Linked DNA regions of Homo sapiens: region 1 is linked to region 2. A link is an interaction called in ENCODE POLR2A ChIA-PET data of the cell type or tissue named here. Cell type or tissue: OCI-LY7. All regions are shown on one strand. Each heading gives the region's core, and the rest is flanking DNA. Links, peaks and the distances in the headings are about the cores only. Region 1 overlaps CEP128 (centrosomal protein 128). Region 2 overlaps TSHR (thyroid stimulating hormone receptor).

Region 1 (4,396 bases), core at 98-4,097, 71 kb before region 2:
TGCAAAGACACACATAGGCTCAAAATAAAGGGATGAAGGAATATTTACTAAGCAAATGGAAAGCAAAAAATAAAGCAAGGGTTGCAATCCTAGTCTCTGATAAAACAGACTTTAAAACAAAAAGATCAAAAAAGACAAAGGGCATTACATAAAGGTAAAGGAATCAATGCAACAAGAAGAGCTAACTACCCTAAATATATATGCGCCCAATACAGGAGCATCCAGATTCATAAAGCAAGTACTTAGAGATCTACAAAGAGACTTGGATTCCCACACAATAATAGTGGGAGACTTTAACATCCCACTGTCTACATTAGACAGATCAATGAAACAGAAAATTAACAAGGATATTCAGGACTTGAACTCAGCTCTGGACCAAGTAGACCTAATAGGTATCTACAGAACTCTCCACCCTAAATCAACAGAATATACATTCTTCTTAGCACTGCATAGCACTTATTATAAAATTGACCACATCATAGGAAGTGAAACACTCCTCAGCAAATGCAAAAGAATGGAAATCATAACAAACAGTCTCTCAGACCACAGTGCAATCACATTAGAACTCAGGATTAAGAAATTCTCTCAAAACTGCACAACTACATGGAAACTGAACAATCTACCCCTGAATGACTACTAGGTAAATAACAAAATTAAGGCAGAAATCAAGAAGTTCTTTGAAACCAATGAGAACAAAGACACAACGTACCAGAATGTCTGGGATACAGCTAAAGCAGTGTTTAGAGGGAAATTTAAAGTACTAAATGCCCACATCAGAAAGTGCAAAAGACCTAAAATCGATACCCTAACATCATAATTAAAAGAACTAGAGAAGTAAGGGCAAAAGAATTCAAAAGCTAGGAGAAGACAAGAAATAACTAAGATCAGAGCAGAACTGAAGGAGATAGAGACACAAAAAAACCTTCGAAAAATCAAGGAATTCAGGAGCTGGTTTTTTGAAAAAATTAGCAAAACAGATAGACTGCTAGCCAGACTAATAAAGAAGAAAAGAGAGATGAATCAAATAGACACAATAAGAAATGATAAAAGGGGTATCACCACTGATCCCACAGAAATACACACTACCATCAGAGAATACTATAAATACCTCTATGTAAATATACCAGAAAATCTAGAAGAAATGGATAAATTCCTGGACACAAACACCCTCCCAAGACTAAACCAGGAAGAAGTTGAATCCCTGAATAGACCAATAACAAGTTTGGAAATTGAAGCAGTAATTAATAGCCTACCAACCAAAAAAAGCCCAGGACCAGACCGATTTACAGTCGAATTCTACCAGAGGTACAAAGAGGAGCTGGTATCATTCCTTCTGAAACTATTCCAAACAATAGAAAAAAGGGGGACTCCTTCCTAACTCATTTTATGAGGCCAGCATCATCCTGATACCAAAACCTGGCAGAAACACAACAAAAAAAGAAAATTTCAGGCCAATATCCCTGATGAACGTTGATGCGAAAATCCTCAGTAAAATACTGGCAAACCAAACCCAGCAGCACATCAAAATGCTTATCCACCACGATCAAGTTAGCTTCATCGCTGGAATGCAAGGCTGGTTCAACATACGCAAATCAATAAACATAATCCATCACATAAACAAAACCAATGACAAAAACCACATGATTATCTCAATAGATGCAGAAAAGGCCTTTGACAAAATTCAACAGCGCTTCATGCTAAAAACACTCAAGAAACTAGGTATTGAGGGAACATATCTCAAAATAATAAGACCTATTTTTGACAAACCCATACCCATATCATACTGAATTGGCAAAAGCTGGTAGCATTCCCTTTGAAAACCAGCACAAGACAAGGATGCCCTCTCTCTCCACTCCTATTCAACATAGTATTGGAAGTTCTGGCCAGGGCAATCAGGCAAGAGAAATAAATAAAGGGCATTCAAATAGGAAGAGAGGAAGTCAAATTGTCTCCGTTTGCAGAGGACATGATTTTATATTTAGAAAACCCCATTTTCTCAGCCCCAAAATTCCTTAAGCTGATAAGCAACTTCAGCAAAGTCTCAGGATACAAAATCAATGGGCAAAAATCACAAGCATTCCTATACACCAATAATAGACAAACAGGGAGCCAAATCATGAGTGAACTCCCATTCACATGTGCTACAAAGAAAATAAAATACCTAGGAATACAACTTATAAGGGACATGAAGAACCTCTTCAAGGAGAACTACACCCACTGCTCAAGGAAATAAGAGAGGACACAAACAAATGGATAAACATTCCATCCTCATGGACATGAAGAATCAATATCATGAAAATGGCAATACTGCCCAAAGTAATTTATAGATTCAATGCTATTCCCATCAAGCTACCATTGACTTTCTTCACAGAATTAGAAAAACTACTTTAAATTTCATATGGAACCAAAAAAGAGCCTGCATAGCCAAACAATCCTAAGCAGAAAGAACAAAGCTGGAGGCATGACTCTACCTGACTTCGAACTATACTACAAGGCTACAGTAACCAAAACAGCATGGTACTGGTACCAAAACAGATATACAGACCAATGGAACAGAACAGAGGCTGCAGGAATAACACCACACATCTACAACCATCTGATCTTTAACAAATCTGACAAAAACAAGAAATGGAGAAAGGATTTCCTATTTAATAAATGGTGCTGGGAAAACTGGCTACCATATGCAGAAAACTAAAACTGAACCCCTTCCTTACACCTTATATAAAAATTAACTCAAGATGGATTAAAGACTTAAACATAAATCCTAAAATCAAAAAACCCTGGGAGAAAACACAGCCAATACCTTTCAGGACTTAGGCATGGGTAAAGACTTCATGACTAAAACACCAAAAGCAATGGCAACAAAAGCCAAAATAGACAAATAGGATCTAATTAAACTAAAGAGCTTCTGCACAGTAAAAGAAGTTATCATCAGAGTGAACAGGCAACCTACAGAATGGGAGAAAATTTTTGCAATCTATCCATCTGACAAAGAGCTAATGTCCAGAATCTACAAGGAACTTAAACATATTTACAAGAAAAAAACAAACAACCCCACCAAAAAACTGGGCAAAGGATATGAACAGACACCTCTCAAAAGAAGGCATTTATGTGGTCAACAATCATGTGAAAAAAAGCTCACCATCACTGGTCATTAGAGAATGCAAAGCAAAACCACAGTGAGATACCATCTCACGCCAGTTAGAATGGTGATCATTAAAAGGTCAGGAAATAACAGATGCTGGCAACAATGTGGAGAAATAGGAACATTTTACACTGTTGGTGGGAGTGTAAATTAGTTCAACCTTTGTGGAAGACAGTGTGGCAATTCCTCAAGGATCTAGAACCAGAAATAACATTTGACCCAGCAACCCCATTACTGGGTGTATACCCAAAGAATTATAAATCATTCTACTATAAAGACACATGCACATGTATGTTTATTGCAGCACTATTCACAATAGCAAAGACTGGGAACCAACCCAAATGCCCATCAATGATAGACTGGATAAAGAAAATGTGGCACATATACACCATGGAATACTATCCAGTCATTTAAAAAAATGAGTTCTTGTCCTTTGCAGGGACATGGATGAAGCTGGAAACCATCATTCTCAGCAAACTAACACAGGAACAGAAAACCAAACACCATATGTTCTCACTCATAAGTAGGAGCTGAACAATGAGAACACATGGACACAGAGAGGAGAACATCACACACTGGGGCCTGTTGCAGGGTGAGGGGCAAGCAGAGGGAGAGCATTAGGACAAATACCTAATGCATGCGGGGCTTAAAACCTAGATGATGGGTTGATGGGTGCAGCAAACCACCATGGTGCATGTATACCTATGTAACAAACCTGCATGTTCTGCACATGTATCACAGATCTTAAAGTTTAATTAAAAATAAAAATAAAAACAAAATAACCATTATTCATAAGGAGCTCAAACAACTCTATAGGAAAAGATCTAATAATCTTATTTTTAAATCGGCAAAAGAAACAGGCATTTCTCAGAAGGAGACACACAAACGGCAAACAGGTATACAAAAAGGTGCTCAAGATCAATGAGCATCAGAGAAATGCAAATCAAAACTACAATGAGACATCACCTCACCCCAGTTAAAATAGCTTTTATCCAAAAGACAGGCAATAAGTAACAAATGTTGGCAAGGGTGTGGAAAAAAGAGAACTCTCCCACACTGTTGATGGGAATGTAAATTAGTGTAAGCACTATTTTGAGAACAGTATGGAGGATCCTCAAAAAACTAAAAACAGAGCTACCACATGATCCAGCAATCCCACTGCTAGGTATATACCCAAAACAAAGGAAGTCAGCATATTAAAAATATATCTGCACCCCCACATTTATTGCAGCACTATCCACAATAGCCAAG
Region 2 (4,396 bases), core at 114-4,113:
AGCAGGACACAAGCTTCTCTAACATAGGGAACTGCCATTCAACCCCGAATTCCTGAAACCCTGGAACTACTTAGACACTCAGAAAAAACAAAAAAAAAAAAACTTAAGTGAATAAATAAACAAATGAATATGCCAGGTCTCTGAATGTCCACTCTATGTTGGGGAGAAAGAAATCCAAAGACATCACTTCTTCAGAGACTTCTTTAACAGTGGCAGAAATTCAAGTCATTGAAGAGAGATGTGGCTCTGACAGTGAAAAGGAACTCGTAGACATCCTGTTTAAAATTCCACCAAAAGTTGAGAAAGAAAGGGTAATGGAGAATGAGCAATGGAACAGGAGTCAGGAAACCAGCATTCTCTTTAGCCCTTCTTTACTAACCATGAAATTGTGTAAGATGACTGATTTGGAAGGAGCCAAATTTCCTTCTGGGTAAAAGAGAATGTTCAACTAGGTGCTTTCTAGGTGATGACATGATGCTGATGAGAATAGTCTGAGGGAAGGCACTGAATCACAAGAAAAAGACATAAAGACAGTGGCAAGGAGGATCTGCCCTTGAGAATAATGGAGAGGGAGGTAGTATGTCCTGAAGAATAAAGTTATTCTGAGATCGAAAAGAGAAACCTGATAAAAAGTGTGGGTAAAACAAAATGGTAGTCTCCTTTGAACAATGGCTACTACCATCTGCAACAGTAGAAAAATGATTTTTAAATCTTTTGGGGGCGGTAGAACTCTTTGTTGAAGAAAAGCATATGAGAGAAGTAAAACATGTAAAGCTAACAATTATATTGTGTTTACTTACGGGGGCGGGGGGTCCTGTTCTCAGCGCTTTGCATGAACTCACCCAGTGAATCCTCACCAAATCCAATTAAGTAGGTGATGTTATTATGCTCATTTTATAGATGAGGACCTTGAGGCACAAAAATAAAATGAAGTAATTTGCTCAATGTTGCACAGCTTGTAAGTGGTAAAGTCAGGATTTGAATATCATATCATCAACTATGGAGCCTGCACCCTTAAGCCACCACTCTCAGATGAGAAGTGTGTCTCACCACACCAGTGTTCCCCTGATGGTCATAGGCTTTGGAGAAAAAAGTCTGAAAACAAGTCACATTCAGTAAACCGACTGATAACCTCGGGGGCTATTCATCAGATGCAAGAACTCAGAAAGCAGGAGGTTAGCAGGGAAAGGAAAGAAGAAGGAAGGAAGAAAGAGAGAGTGGAAGAGAGGCAAGGAGGACAAGAAAGACTAAGTTAGTCTTTCTTGACAAGAAAATCTAGATCTTTTTTTACATCTTTCTAGACAAGAAAGATCTAAGTTATGGAAGGTATTCCTTGCTGAAATAAACCAAGTTTTTGTCATTAAAAAGCCGTTCTGGGTGGTGACCTCTTTTTGGAATCTACTTAAATTATACAGGATCTACTACTGAGGCATGTTCTCTCACAAGTTTTGTATTATTCAGAGTGTACCTCTTTTTAAAGTTTTTGAAGAGCTTACACTGGTTTAAAATGTAAGGTATTTTGTTCCTGTAGAGTTATTTGCATTACTTCTGCAACCTTCATTAAGATGCTGTATAACCACTTCTTAGACATTTTACAAATTATGATGGTGCCGAGAACAACTCTTTCTAAACTTTATCTTCTACTCATAGATTATTGTTCTGAAAGGTAAACAGCTCTCTTGCCCTACTACCCATATCCCAGCCCCGTGGTCTTATGGATGCAGGGGAGAGAGTTACGGACTGTGGCCCTCACTGAAGAAGTGATGCTGTATCTTTTCCTCACTCCTCCCCTCCAGAAGGGTATGATGCTTTACCTGAGTGGAAGGTGAGGGAGAGCTGGGATCCCTACTTCCCCCACTGCCAGTGGAACATTCTAGAATCTTTGATGTGTAGGTAGTTTGAAAAAAATCACTCTCTTCCATTGAAAATTACTGATTTAAGGAAACTTAAATGAAGCAAGAGAATAAAATTAAAAATTTAAATGTTGGCATATAATTATAGATCATATATCTCAAAACCAAGGATAACAAGATTGACCCATCACCCTCTCTTACTCAGAAAGTTGCCATTTGTTGCCTCTGTGCATGAGAAGATCCTTCCTTCTCTGAATAAGGAGGTAGAAAGGATTTGACAACCATTCTGCACCACTCTATGTATTTGTGTGGATTCTTCCTCCAGAAAGTGCTGGCACGCCTTACTGTGTTGTTTTAACCCTGCTTTCAGTTTCATTATGACAGTAACTGCTACATCTGCCTTCTCCAACCCCACTGCCATCTGTGGTCTTGGGTTTCGACGAAGTAAGTGGTTTGGACACCTGTGTGCCTTCAGATATGTTTCTGAAGGAGCTGTTGTTTTCAGGTTCTGTTTTTACTCATTTGCATTCTGCATCTGTGGCTCTAATTGATGGACTCTCCTACTGTTTACTAAACTGAAGACAATCATTCATCATCTTTGGCATTTGTACCCTGTGTTCCATCTGTGCTGTTATTTACTCAGTATTTTTAAGTTGACTCGCTTCTCTAACTGAAATTTATTTAGAAAGGTTACAAGTGGAAAATTAGCATGACTTCGTACAAATAAGAGGTAACCAGAAAACTAAAGACAGAAAAAACAAAAATATAATTAAATTCTAGCTACAGACTATTGTCTGTGAATACACTGAGCCTACAGCTGCCTTCTCTTTGTTAAAAAGGAAGCAAAGTAAGTGTTAATAAGTATTAAAGAGATAACAATCTGGCACGGTGTCCTTGGTAGTATCGAAAGGATGGAAAGACAATAGAGAAAGGAATTACTTTCTCACTGTGTGATTCACGGTTATTTAATGCCAGGTGGGCACTCCACCTAAAATAATCTCACGTACCTCCAAGTCATCTTTGTTCCACACTTAAAGAAATGTGGATGTTTTGTATATTTCACAATGGTTTTAGTCACAATCAGTGGTTGTAATCTGAATAACAATTGTTTCCAAGCTAAAGAGAAGCCCCCTGCTTCAACACCCACGTGCTCCCCAAACACAGCCCCACACATATAAAGGTGACTTCATTTCATATATCCAGGCTCTGTGAATTATTCTTTTCCATTCTCTCTCTCCTCTCCCATACATATGAAACACTGTTCTAAGAGGAGTGAAGAATTCTGACCTGAAAGTTAAAGGGATTTGATTTATTCACTTGGAATGAACATAATAATGAACAATAAAATGTGTCCATCATATATATATGAGAGAGAATATATAGAGAGAGGGAATATATCTGTATACCTATGTGTATATATATTTAGACAGATATATATGTGTGTATTTAAATCAGTCAAGGTTTCTGATGATAAGTAACAGAAAACCAACTCTGTTTAGGTTAAGGAAGAAAAAAAATATTTTGAAAGAACATGTAATTTACAGAATTACTGTAGGACCAGGCTTTGAAAATAGGCCAAGGCCTACTGTGGGCAAGGAACTGGAGCCACAGTGAATCATCTGTTTAGGACAATTCCATGGGCAATATAGAAACCACAGCCACTGGACATCTGCGGTCTTGTAGCTGCCAGACTGTCTATGTGCTGCCATCAATAATTTCCCAACTGTCCCTGTCTCTTTAAATATCCTACCTGGGAGTAGTATCCTGTATGGGAGCATTTGATTGGCTGGCAAGCCATAGCTGCTGGAGGTAGGAAGAGAAAGGTGGTCACCCGCCCACTTTTGGCGTCTGAAATAGGAGACGCAGAACTGGGTCCTTCTAATATTCCACACAACAGGGGATTCCCCACTGAAGAGGGGCCATATGCCCTCTACATTGCTCATTACTTCCTTCATTCTGCAAATCTTTACTAAGGACTAACTATATCCCAGACACTGTGTCACACTCTGGACTTAATGGAGAACACCACCAACACGTCCCTGTCTGCAGGGATCTTACAGTCTAGTGTGGGAGCTGCATATTAATCAAATAATTACATAAACACAGAGTTATAATTGTATAAGTGTGCTTGAGTATGCTCTTTGTAGGGGTGAGGGATATTTACTTAAACTGAGGTTCAGCGAAGGCTTTGAGCTACCTCCTGAAGAACCAGTAGGAGTTGAGTGTAAGAAGTTTCAGTGGAGCAGGTAGAAGGTGGAGATGTGGTGTTCAAGAGCTTTGAAGAATTCTGACCTGAAAGCTGAAGGGGTTTGATTTATTCACTTGGGATGAACATATTAATGGACAATAAAATTTGTTACTACTCCCTTCATAACTCAGTACAGGTTGAGGTGAATTCTGATGTCCTTGGGAGCAGTTTCTATGCACACACAAAAAAAACAGTTAATGGGGGTAGCTGGCTTCGTAAATTAATATTTGGTTTGTTAAAGAAATAAATGTAAAACCTAGTTCTTTATTGAGTTTTCTATGTATTTATTATTTTG

Evidence for each region. Peaks named below come from ENCODE experiments on the same cell type or tissue, not always from the same donor. Only the 100,000 strongest peaks of a DNase experiment are listed, where the experiment ranks them.
Region 1: POLR2A ChIA-PET joins it to region 2 with 5 read pairs; 2 of 35 experiments call an interaction of 5 or more read pairs at or near these places.

The regions. Positions count from the first base shown.
Region 1 is chr14:80,886,893-80,891,288 of GRCh38, forward strand. The region is part of intron 8 of CEP128 (centrosomal protein 128); the gene reads right to left. Among named protein-coding and RNA genes, the nearest start is that of CEP128, 53 kb to the right of the region's middle. In OCI-LY7, for the core only: no CTCF peak of the experiment used is centred there; no DNase peak of the experiment used is centred there.
Region 2 is chr14:80,957,378-80,961,773 of GRCh38, forward strand. All of the region lies in intron 1 of TSHR (thyroid stimulating hormone receptor), which reads left to right. It also overlaps a transcript of CEP128 not described here. Among named protein-coding and RNA genes, the nearest start is that of TSHR, 4.0 kb to the left of the region's middle. In OCI-LY7, for the core only: no CTCF peak of the experiment used is centred there; DNase peaks (open chromatin) are centred at 1,064, 1,734, 2,294 and 2,824; H3K4me3 peaks cover 3,814 bases; H3K27ac peaks cover 4,000 bases.